2 separate regions of the Homo sapiens genome follow, and region 2 is linked to region 1. Evidence: chromatin loops called from intact Hi-C (ENCODE). Cell type or tissue: endothelial cell of umbilical vein. All regions are shown on one strand. Each heading gives the region's core, and the rest is flanking DNA. Links, peaks and the distances in the headings are about the cores only. Region 1 holds the start of LOC124901086 (a long non-coding RNA gene). Region 2 overlaps PSD2 (pleckstrin and Sec7 domain containing 2).

The links. Peaks named below come from ENCODE experiments on the same cell type or tissue, not always from the same donor. Only the 100,000 strongest peaks of a DNase experiment are listed, where the experiment ranks them.
Region 2: a loop joins it to region 1, with 10 times the contacts of the local background. A loop is called at or near these places in 7 of 110 quality-filtered maps.

What each region holds. Positions count from the first base shown.
Region 1 is chr5:140,155,171-140,159,557 of GRCh38, forward strand. LOC124901086 (a long non-coding RNA gene) reads right to left here and starts at 2,290. Exons shown (of 4, transcript XR_007058964.1): 1 at 2,138-2,290; 2 at 980-1,194. It overlaps LOC101929719 (a long non-coding RNA gene), which reads left to right and starts at 2,149. Exons shown (of 5, transcript NR_130738.1): 1 at 2,149-2,188. In endothelial cell of umbilical vein, for the core only: a CTCF peak has its summit at 2,128 (motif pointing left); a DNase peak (open chromatin) is centred at 2,131; H3K4me3 peaks cover 315 bases.
Region 2 is chr5:139,842,020-139,846,406 of GRCh38, forward strand. It overlaps PSD2 (pleckstrin and Sec7 domain containing 2), which reads left to right. Exons shown (of 15, transcript NM_032289.4): 15 at 252-2,447. The coding sequence ends at 455. Among named protein-coding and RNA genes, the nearest start is that of PSD2, 48 kb to the left of the region's middle. In endothelial cell of umbilical vein, for the core only: a CTCF peak has its summit at 2,568 (motif pointing left); a DNase peak (open chromatin) is centred at 2,542; H3K27me3 peaks cover 450 bases.

The sequences.
Region 1 (4,387 bases), core at 81-4,080:
CCCATTTTATAGGCAAGCAAACTGAGGCTTAGGTGAAGAAATTTGCCAAAGCTGCCAAGCCTTAGAGCTGCGATACGTGCCCAGGACCCAGATAACATAGCTTATGCTCTCAGCTCCCCTGACGTGCTGGTGGCTGGTGCGTCTGGTTGCCTGGAACCACGGGTTTGCACCCTATCCCACCCAGAATGCTGACCCCAGGGAGTCATCCCAGGATCCCTTCATCCCAGGCCTTTTTGAACCCATGGCAACTTCTCCTGGCCACCTCCCTAAGACTTTTCCTCTTCCCCCAGGGCTGGGGCCAGGGTTAGGGGCTGCGACTTGACATTGTGTGTATATGTGTCCAGGTAACGCTAGTGGGGGCAGTAGACCCCAGGAGGAGCCTGTGTACTTAGGGTGTGTTGGTTTTTAATCTTCTCCCATCTGACCATTTGACTGGGCCAGGAAGAGCCTGAGGACCGGTTGGGTCATCACAGCATTCCCCAGGGCTGGTTGCTTTAAGGGAGGGATTTTCTTGGATAGCTCCTCTTCCTCCTCCTTCAGCTCCCAGTCCAGAAGTCACTTCCTCAGGGAATGTCGTAGACCAGGCCCTGTCCCCTATCACAGTTAAAAAAAAATGCCCTTTTCCCCCATTTTGCTTTGATTAACATCTCCCCCTGTGCTCCAACCCCATGTGCTTCTTGTGAACAGGGAGAAGATGACTCTATTCACCACCATCCCCAGGACCTGGTAAAGCACCATGCCTGTTAAACAAAGGAATTAACTAATGGGCTTGCCTGGGCCCACAGTGTCCCAGGAAGGCTAAGAGGATGTCCCCCCAGCAGCGATTGCAGCAGAGACAGATCTGACCTCTGCCACCAGGAGAGAGGAACAGGCCCTACCAGCCTCAGCTTCCTGGACCAGTTGATAAGAGAAATCAAACCCAGAGAACTGCCAAGGGGCAGGTACCAATGGAATATCCTCTCAGCCCCAGACCCCTCACCTCAGCTGGTACCTGCCTGGAGCACTTGGGCTATACAGCCTCAGTGAAGGTTCTTTCTCCAACAGCAGCAGCAGCAGCAGTAGTAGTAGTAGCAGCAACAGCAGCAGCAATAATAGTAATAATAGTAATGACGAATATTCCCGGAGTGCTTACTGGGTCCCCAGCCCTGGGCTAAGCATCTTCCATGAATTCTCTCTCAGAACCCTCACAGTGGCCTTAGAAGATAAATGCCATGTTTGTCCCCATTTTGCAAATGAGGAGACAAGCTCGGAAAGGTTGATGCGTGCAAAGTCGCCCACCACATGAGGGGACAATGAGATCGTGAAGCCAGGTGGCTAGAGCCCAGACCAGATGTCTTAACCTCAAAGCTTTTCTGCCTCTGGGGCCTGCCTCTCTAATGTGATAGTTTGGGCCAGGTGCAGCCTGCTAAGTGGGCCTACCTGAATTCACACATGCTGAATTCTCAGGGACCAGAAGCCCACCTCCACCCGCATTGCTCAATTGGGCACTCCTTCATTTATTATGTTTATAATATTATCAGTATTAGGTATTACTGAATACCTACTATGTGCCAGATACTCTACTGTATTGTCCTTAGTGGACAAATTAATGCAACAAAACTAGACCCAGTCCCTGCTCTCGCAGAGTATATTCTAGTGGAAAATAATCAAACAAATGTGTCCAGTTACAAACGGATACATGCAAAGAAGGAAAACTAAAGCTGGCTCTGAGGGAGAACAGGGAAGGCATAATTTAGACTGGGGGACCAGGGAAGTCCTTTCAGACGTGACGTTTATACACTAACACAACCCATCAATCAGCCAATTGATTAATGCAGGCTAGAGAGGCAGTCAGGGTTCCACTTGCTGTGACTTCCGGAGTAAATAGGTTTCCCCTTGGTTTTCCACCCCCATTCAAGGAAAAAAAATAGGGCTGCAACCCACGGCCATTTTGCCGTTTGCTAAGGGAAGAGTCCCTAAGATTCCAGATTCCTGTGACCTCAGAGTAAAGGGTGAGGGAAAGTATAATCTGACTTGGTTTTTTGTTTCTCTTGGATAAAACAGGAAGGGCAGGGTTCCCCCACGCCCTGATCAGTGATTGAGCCGCCAGCCCCGGGCCTCCCTCCCTGCACTCAGAAATGTGGTGCTCTGTCGCCACCTGGTGGACCTAATAGACGATGCCGCAGCAGCCCAGCCTCCAGCGTCTGGGGTAGGATCCAGAAAGCGGCTTCCTTCAGGCAGAGTCTAATACGGAGGCAATAGGTTTGGGTGACTTCCTGACAGGGGGCGGGGGGTGGGGGTGGGAGAAAGAGTGAAGGGTGGATGGGGAACGGCTGCTTGAAAGTCAACTGACTGGAGAACGACAATGGCCCCATTGTGACCAGGGCCTTGACCTTGATTTCCTGCCACTCTCATCTCCGGAGTGGCATCACCCGGGTCTGATTGGACGGGAGTCCGCTCCGTGACAGTGGGCGGGCTCCGGGGCTGGACACTTGCCCAGCTCCGGGACTCCCGGCTGGCCCAATCCCCCAGGAGACCCAGGGAAGACGGATAGGGCAAGGGGCCGACGCCTCTGAGAAGTCGTTTCCTCCTTCCTCTCTACCATCCAAGTGTGGGGGCAGGCCGGGCGCGGGGGCTCACGCCTGTAATCCCAGCACTTTGGGAGGCCGAGGCGGGCGAATCACTTGAGGCCAGGAGTTGGAGACAGGACTGGCCAACATGGTGAAACCTCGTCTCTACTAAAAATACAAAAAAAAAAAAAAATTAGCCGGGCATAGTGGCGCGTGCCTGTAATCCCAGCTACTTGGGAGGCTGAGGCAAGAGAATCGCTTGAACCCGGGAGGCAGAGGTTGCAGTGAGCCTAGATCGCGCCACTGCACTCCAGCCTGGGCGACAGAGCAAGACTCCGTCTCAAAAAAAAAAAAAAAAAAAAAACTCGGGTGTGGTGGCGCATGCCTGTAATCCCAGCTACTCGGGAGGCTGAGGCAGGAGAATCGCTTGAACCCGGGAGGTGGAGGCTGCAGGGAGCTGGGATAGCGCCGCTGCACTCCAGCTTGGGCGACAGAGTGAGACTCCGTCTCAAAAAAAAAAAAAAGCCAGGCGCGGTGGCTCACGCCTGTAATCCCAGCACTTTGGGAGGCCGAGGCGGGCGGATCACGAGGTCAGGAGATCAAGATCATCCTGGCTAACACGGTGAAACCCTGTCTCTACTAAAAATACAAAAAATTAGCCAGGCGTGGTGGCGGGCGCCTGTAGTCCCAGCTACTCGGGAGGCTGAGGCAGGAGAATGGCGTGAACCCAGGAGGTGGAGCTTTCAGTGAGCCTATATCGCGCCACTGCACTCCAGCCTGGGCAACACTGCAAGACTCCGTCTCAAAAAAAAAAAAAAAAATGAGGCAGGCACGGGTCTCCCTTTGAAAGGCTGTGCAGCCTCGTGGTCAAGGCCTGGGATGTGCAGTGTGTGAGGTGTGGCCCCAAATTAGTTCTGGGATCCTTGGACACAGTCTTCAGCATCACCCACTTTTTAAAAGAAATGTCACAGGCATGGTTACACATTCCCACTGTAAAAAAAATCGCGCAATACAATGAAAAGCTGAAGCTCCCCCCTTGACCACACTCACCCTTCCTCAGGTACCTACTGTTGTTAGTTTGTGTTGTTGTGTAGTTAGTGTCAATGTGTACACTGACCTCATTCAATTGTATTTATATTCGAGTGTGTACATATGAAAATGTGTAAGCTCACGCCTATAATCCCAGCACTTTGGGAGGCTGAGGCCGGCAGATCACCTGAGGTCAGGAGTTCAAGACCAGCCTGACCAACATGGAGAAACCCCCCATCTCTACTAAAAATACAATATTAGCCGGGCGTGGTGGCGCATGCCTGTAATCCCAGCTACTCAGGAGGCTGAGGCAGGAGAATCACTTGAACCCGGGAGACGGAGGTTACGGAGAGCTGAGATTGCACCATTGCACTCCAGCCTGGGCAACAAGAGTGCAACTCTGTCTCAAAAAAAGGAAAAGAAAATGTATAATTTGGTATTACTTTGTGGGCCTCAGTTTTCTAATCTGAAAATTGGGATGACAAAGATAGTAAACTGTAGAGTTCCTGAGAAGGCTGCCTGAGATAATTAGTGTGCTGTGTTTAGCACTGCACTTGGCACACAGTGTCTGCTATTATTGTTGTCATCATTACCATCTTTATTGTCATTATCACTGGGCCCCAGACCTAATTCTGACATCTGAATAGACATCCTTCACAACCTCTACTCCCCCTTCTCCCTCCTTCCTCCTAACAGACTGATAAAAACCTGTGTTCCCTAATGCCTTTGTTTTTTGAAGAAGCTATAAAGAGCATCCGGTGTTTTCTGCATGTTCTCCCTCTTCCCTCCAGGTCCCTCACTCCATCCCC
Region 2 (4,387 bases), core at 388-4,387, 310 kb before region 1:
TTTTTACTTTTGTTGCCTGGGTTTTTGGTGTCATATACAAGAAATCATTGCCAATTATTTGGATTTTTCAAATTATGAATGAAGTTTATGTGCATGTCCCTTGTTTATTTTTTAATTGGACTGTTCATCTTCTTTTTAATGATTTGTGAAAGCTCTCTGCATATTAAGGAAATTAGTCTTTTGTCATATAAGGTGCACATACTTTTTTCCTATTTTGTTGTCTTTTGACCTTGTGTTTGGCCTTTCCCCAGAAAAGCCGTTATGAGACCTATATCCACCTCCTGGCTATGAAAATCAAAGTGGGCTCAGATGATCTGGAGCGGATTGAGGCCCGGCTGGCCACTCTGGAAGGGGATGACCCTTCTCTCCGGAAGACACATTCAAGCCCTGCCCTCAGCCAGGGCCATGTGACTGGCAGCAAAACCACAAAGGATGCCACTGGGCCTGATACTTAGCTGACATGGATTTGCAGACCCCAGGGTGGGCAGATGTCTCCAGTGGGGTCAGTGAGCACAATTCCAGCCAGGGGCCACTTGGACCAAGCTCCAGTCAGTTGATGGGCAGCTAGAGGGGTGCAGAAAGCCTGTGGGCCCAGGAGATGGAGATGCCGTTTGTGGCGTTGATCTCCTTGCGTCCTTGGGCATCTCCGGGCATCAGACCCTCTCCCTGGCCCTTGTTTTCCTCTCCACCATGGAGCCTCATTTTGTAGGCCAGTTGTGTGCATGCTCTAGACACCACCTCGCTGGAGAAGCTGGAAGGGCTGTTGTCTTCCCAGGTCTTTCTCTTCTCATCAAGCTCCTCTCCTCATCTTTTTTGTGTGTGAGGGCAGGTCTTGACTCTAGGTCTCAGCTGGAACCCCACCCTTTCTCCTCCTCCTTCCTCTGAGTTGACCAGCAGCAGGTCTGCCGACCACCAGCACCATCCTCTCCTCCCAGCAGCCTCCAGAACCATGCCCAGGTCTCCTGCCTCACATCACAATAATCTGGGACCCAGGCTTGTGCCCTTTCAGTGTAAAGCTGACTCCATCACATGTGCATCCACTTCTTTTCATCCATTGAGATCACACTGCCTCCTTTTTATACAGACACAAATATACATCTATAAGAATAATATATACATAAGGAACCCCTGAAAGATGGTTTTGGAACTGGAATCAGTTAGAGGATGAAATCAGATAAAGGAAAAGCCTATTTTGGAGCTTCCCCTGTTAGGAAGGATGGCTGCACCTGGCCCCCTGGCATTCCTGACGCTCTAGGAGGGAAGGGGGAGGCAGTGCTGGCCTCCCTTGCCCTGTTTTTCCCTCTTCCAGCTGACCTGTGACTTATACTGCTCTTACCGATGATACTTTTGGAAAAAATAGAGCGTGTATGCACCGCCCCGTTTGTCCCATGGATATCCTGGGGTGTGAGTCGGATGGGACCACGGCCCTGTTTATATTTGGGTCTTTATGTTGGTGCTGCCAGGTCTCTGAGCTCCAGAGGTGGCCTCTTGGACAGATCTACTGCTATAGGAATAAAAGACACTCTGTCTCGCAAATGGCTGCTTGTCAACAAGCCCAAAGATGCTTGTCGGAGGACGGTTATGGAAGCCCTTAATTCTTGGTTGTGGGAAAAGGTGGAATGACAAGTTATTGATTGTTTTTCTGTCGCTATTTCTTTCATTTGTCTAGTGAATCAGAAAGGCTTAGCCAAGGCCACATCTGGGAAGAGTGGAGAAATTTGCCACTTGACGATCACGGATTAGCTAGCACCTTTAAGCCCTGCATTTCTCCAACTGACAAGTGGGTGGGGGTGATGGCACATTCAGTGTGGCTATGAAGAGCGAATCCTCTCTATTGTTTAAATAGATTACTGTAGTTTGGCCAGGAATTTGGCGTCAGTGGTAACACACTTAGTTAATAAAATAAGCCAGGCTTGCAACTAAGTATCTAACTTTACAGGCCCACTCACATTTGAGGCAAGGGGCTATTGAGTATGTGGAGAGATGTAGTGATTTAAATTCAGATTATTTAAGTTGGATCAGCTGAAGTGTGTTTTAGACCCAAACCATCTGGCCCCTTCGTTTTGCTCAGAGGAAGTAAATGTTCACTTAAATGAAATTGAAAACGCCATGTGGCACCACAAAAGAGCTCTCTGTACTTTCCCCATGCTGCCTCAAAAGTTCTGTGAGTTTCGGGGTCAGTGTCCCACCCTTCACTTCCCGAGGGCGGGTGAGTGGAGAGCAGAGCCAGGAGCTCTGGCAGCTGTGGACAGATGTGCTTCCTGAGCATGGGTTGTGCCTCCCATCAGTAAAAAAATGTTTAGTTCACTTCCTTAATTGTATAATTATTTATTTGTAAATTATATACATGTACTACTGTACTAAAATATTATGTACATTATAAAACATACACAAAAATAGAAATTTAAAAAAGATGAGATGAAAATAAATCTAAGTCAAAGTTCTAATAGTTCTTCCTGCATTCGAATGGATCCTCACCACCCACAACTGCTGCCTCCAACATGCCCATTTTCTAGGACTGTTCAAATTCAGGACTGGTGACATGCAATAAGTGGTTTGCGCCACCTGGTGGTCCTGGGAAGTGGCCTCGGGCTCAGGGACTTCTGGGGGTTGCCCCTTGAGGACGGTGTCTCTTGCGCCTTCATCCTCTCATTCAATGAGGGCCAACTGTGTGCTGCACGCTGGGCGGGGTGATGGGGATACGGTGGTGGGAGGAAGTTTGGCTGCCTGTCCTCGTGGGGCTCACAGTTTCGTGAGGAGAAGAACAGGCAGTTACCATTACCACTTGGGCCTCTGGGAGGGGCTGGAAAGAGAAGCCAAAAAATGACCTGGAAGAGAAAAGAAAGAACTGGGAAAGTGGGGATGAAGCCTCTGACTTGCGAAGCTGCCTGAATGTCGTCCTACGTGTTCCAGCGACGGGGCGGTGGTAGGGAAGTAGCTTGACAGGACTGCGACTCTTCCTGAAAGGCCACTGGGAAGGCTTCCCCAGGCAGAGGTTTGAGAGGCAGAGTGGAGAAGGGGCCTCTCTGGCCACATGTGTTCCCGGGTCCTAATCATACCTGTGAAATGAATGGGTGGATGACAGGTGAGGAAAGAACTCTGTTAGGTTCTGGCCTTGGACTCTCCGCACATATGGCAGGTACTGTAGGATTCAAAGCATATAATGAAGGTACCCGATGCTCATGCAAAGATCGGTGAGTTCACCAAGAGGTCATTCAGAATCAACCGAGGGCCACATAGAGATTGGTGGGTTCATTGGGTGGCTTCTGACTCTAAAATTTAGAAAGCAACAGCAACCTAGAGCCCCCAGAAAGGTCACACGAGGACAATAAGCTGGACCACACAAAGGTCAATGGGTTCCCCAAGAGTTCATATGGAGTTAATTTGGGATCCTACAGAAGCCACAAGTCACAGAGAAGAATAACTGGCTCTCAGAGAATTTTAAAGTCAACTACGAAACCAGAGACAGCAGAGGGGCCTGGATGAGATCAACAGAAGGGGGCCGGGAGGGGCCAGTGAGTTGCAGGTTTATGCAGGATTGAGTTCATTATTTTCCTTTTTAAAATTTTTTGTAGCAGATACTTTTTCCCAGCACCCCCACAATAAATACAATAACTTTAATTTGTTCTTTATTTTTTTCCATCGACTCCCTCTCATCTAGTTTTTGTCACTCTGGCTGTGTGATACAAGGATGCAAGGCACAGGATATTGTCATCACCACCATCAAATCAGCCATGTAATAGGCATCTATCACGTGCCAGCATCAGCACTGGGTACTTTATAATCTCCACAGCAACCTTTTGGAATAGGTATTTACATCACCCATTTCCCAGCAAGGAAACTGTGGCCTAGAGACGTCACACAGCTAGGCGGCACAGAGCTGGAATTTGAACTTACGCCCTGTTGATGCCAAAGCCCTCTCAACCCGCAGCCTCTCTGTCCCTCCCACCTATAGGTCTCTGACTACACACATCCTAGTGGGATTCACACACACACACACACACACACACACACGTGTAGCCGAGTGTGCATGCCAACCACCTCAGCTGTTTGGGTGGAAGACGTCCGTGTGTCTGGCTGGAACCGAATAGTTCCGGGTGCTGGGCACTGGTTTACTAAATTAGTTGATGAGGGGAAAGGCTTTTGAACCTGGGCCTCCATCTGCCTTCTCCATACTGAAATCATGTACTCTCTCTCAGGTCTGCGGGTTTAGACAGGTCCTGGCTCTGAGGGGGTATAAAGTTGGGGAAAGAGCAACACCCTGTGGGCTTATGAACTGCAGCAGCTGTGGTCCTGGCAGCTGAGGGTACCACTGTTATGCCACTTTGCATGTTCAGACTTTGCCTGTGACGTGCCTCAGGGTCCAAGGGTCATCCTGCCTTGGCTG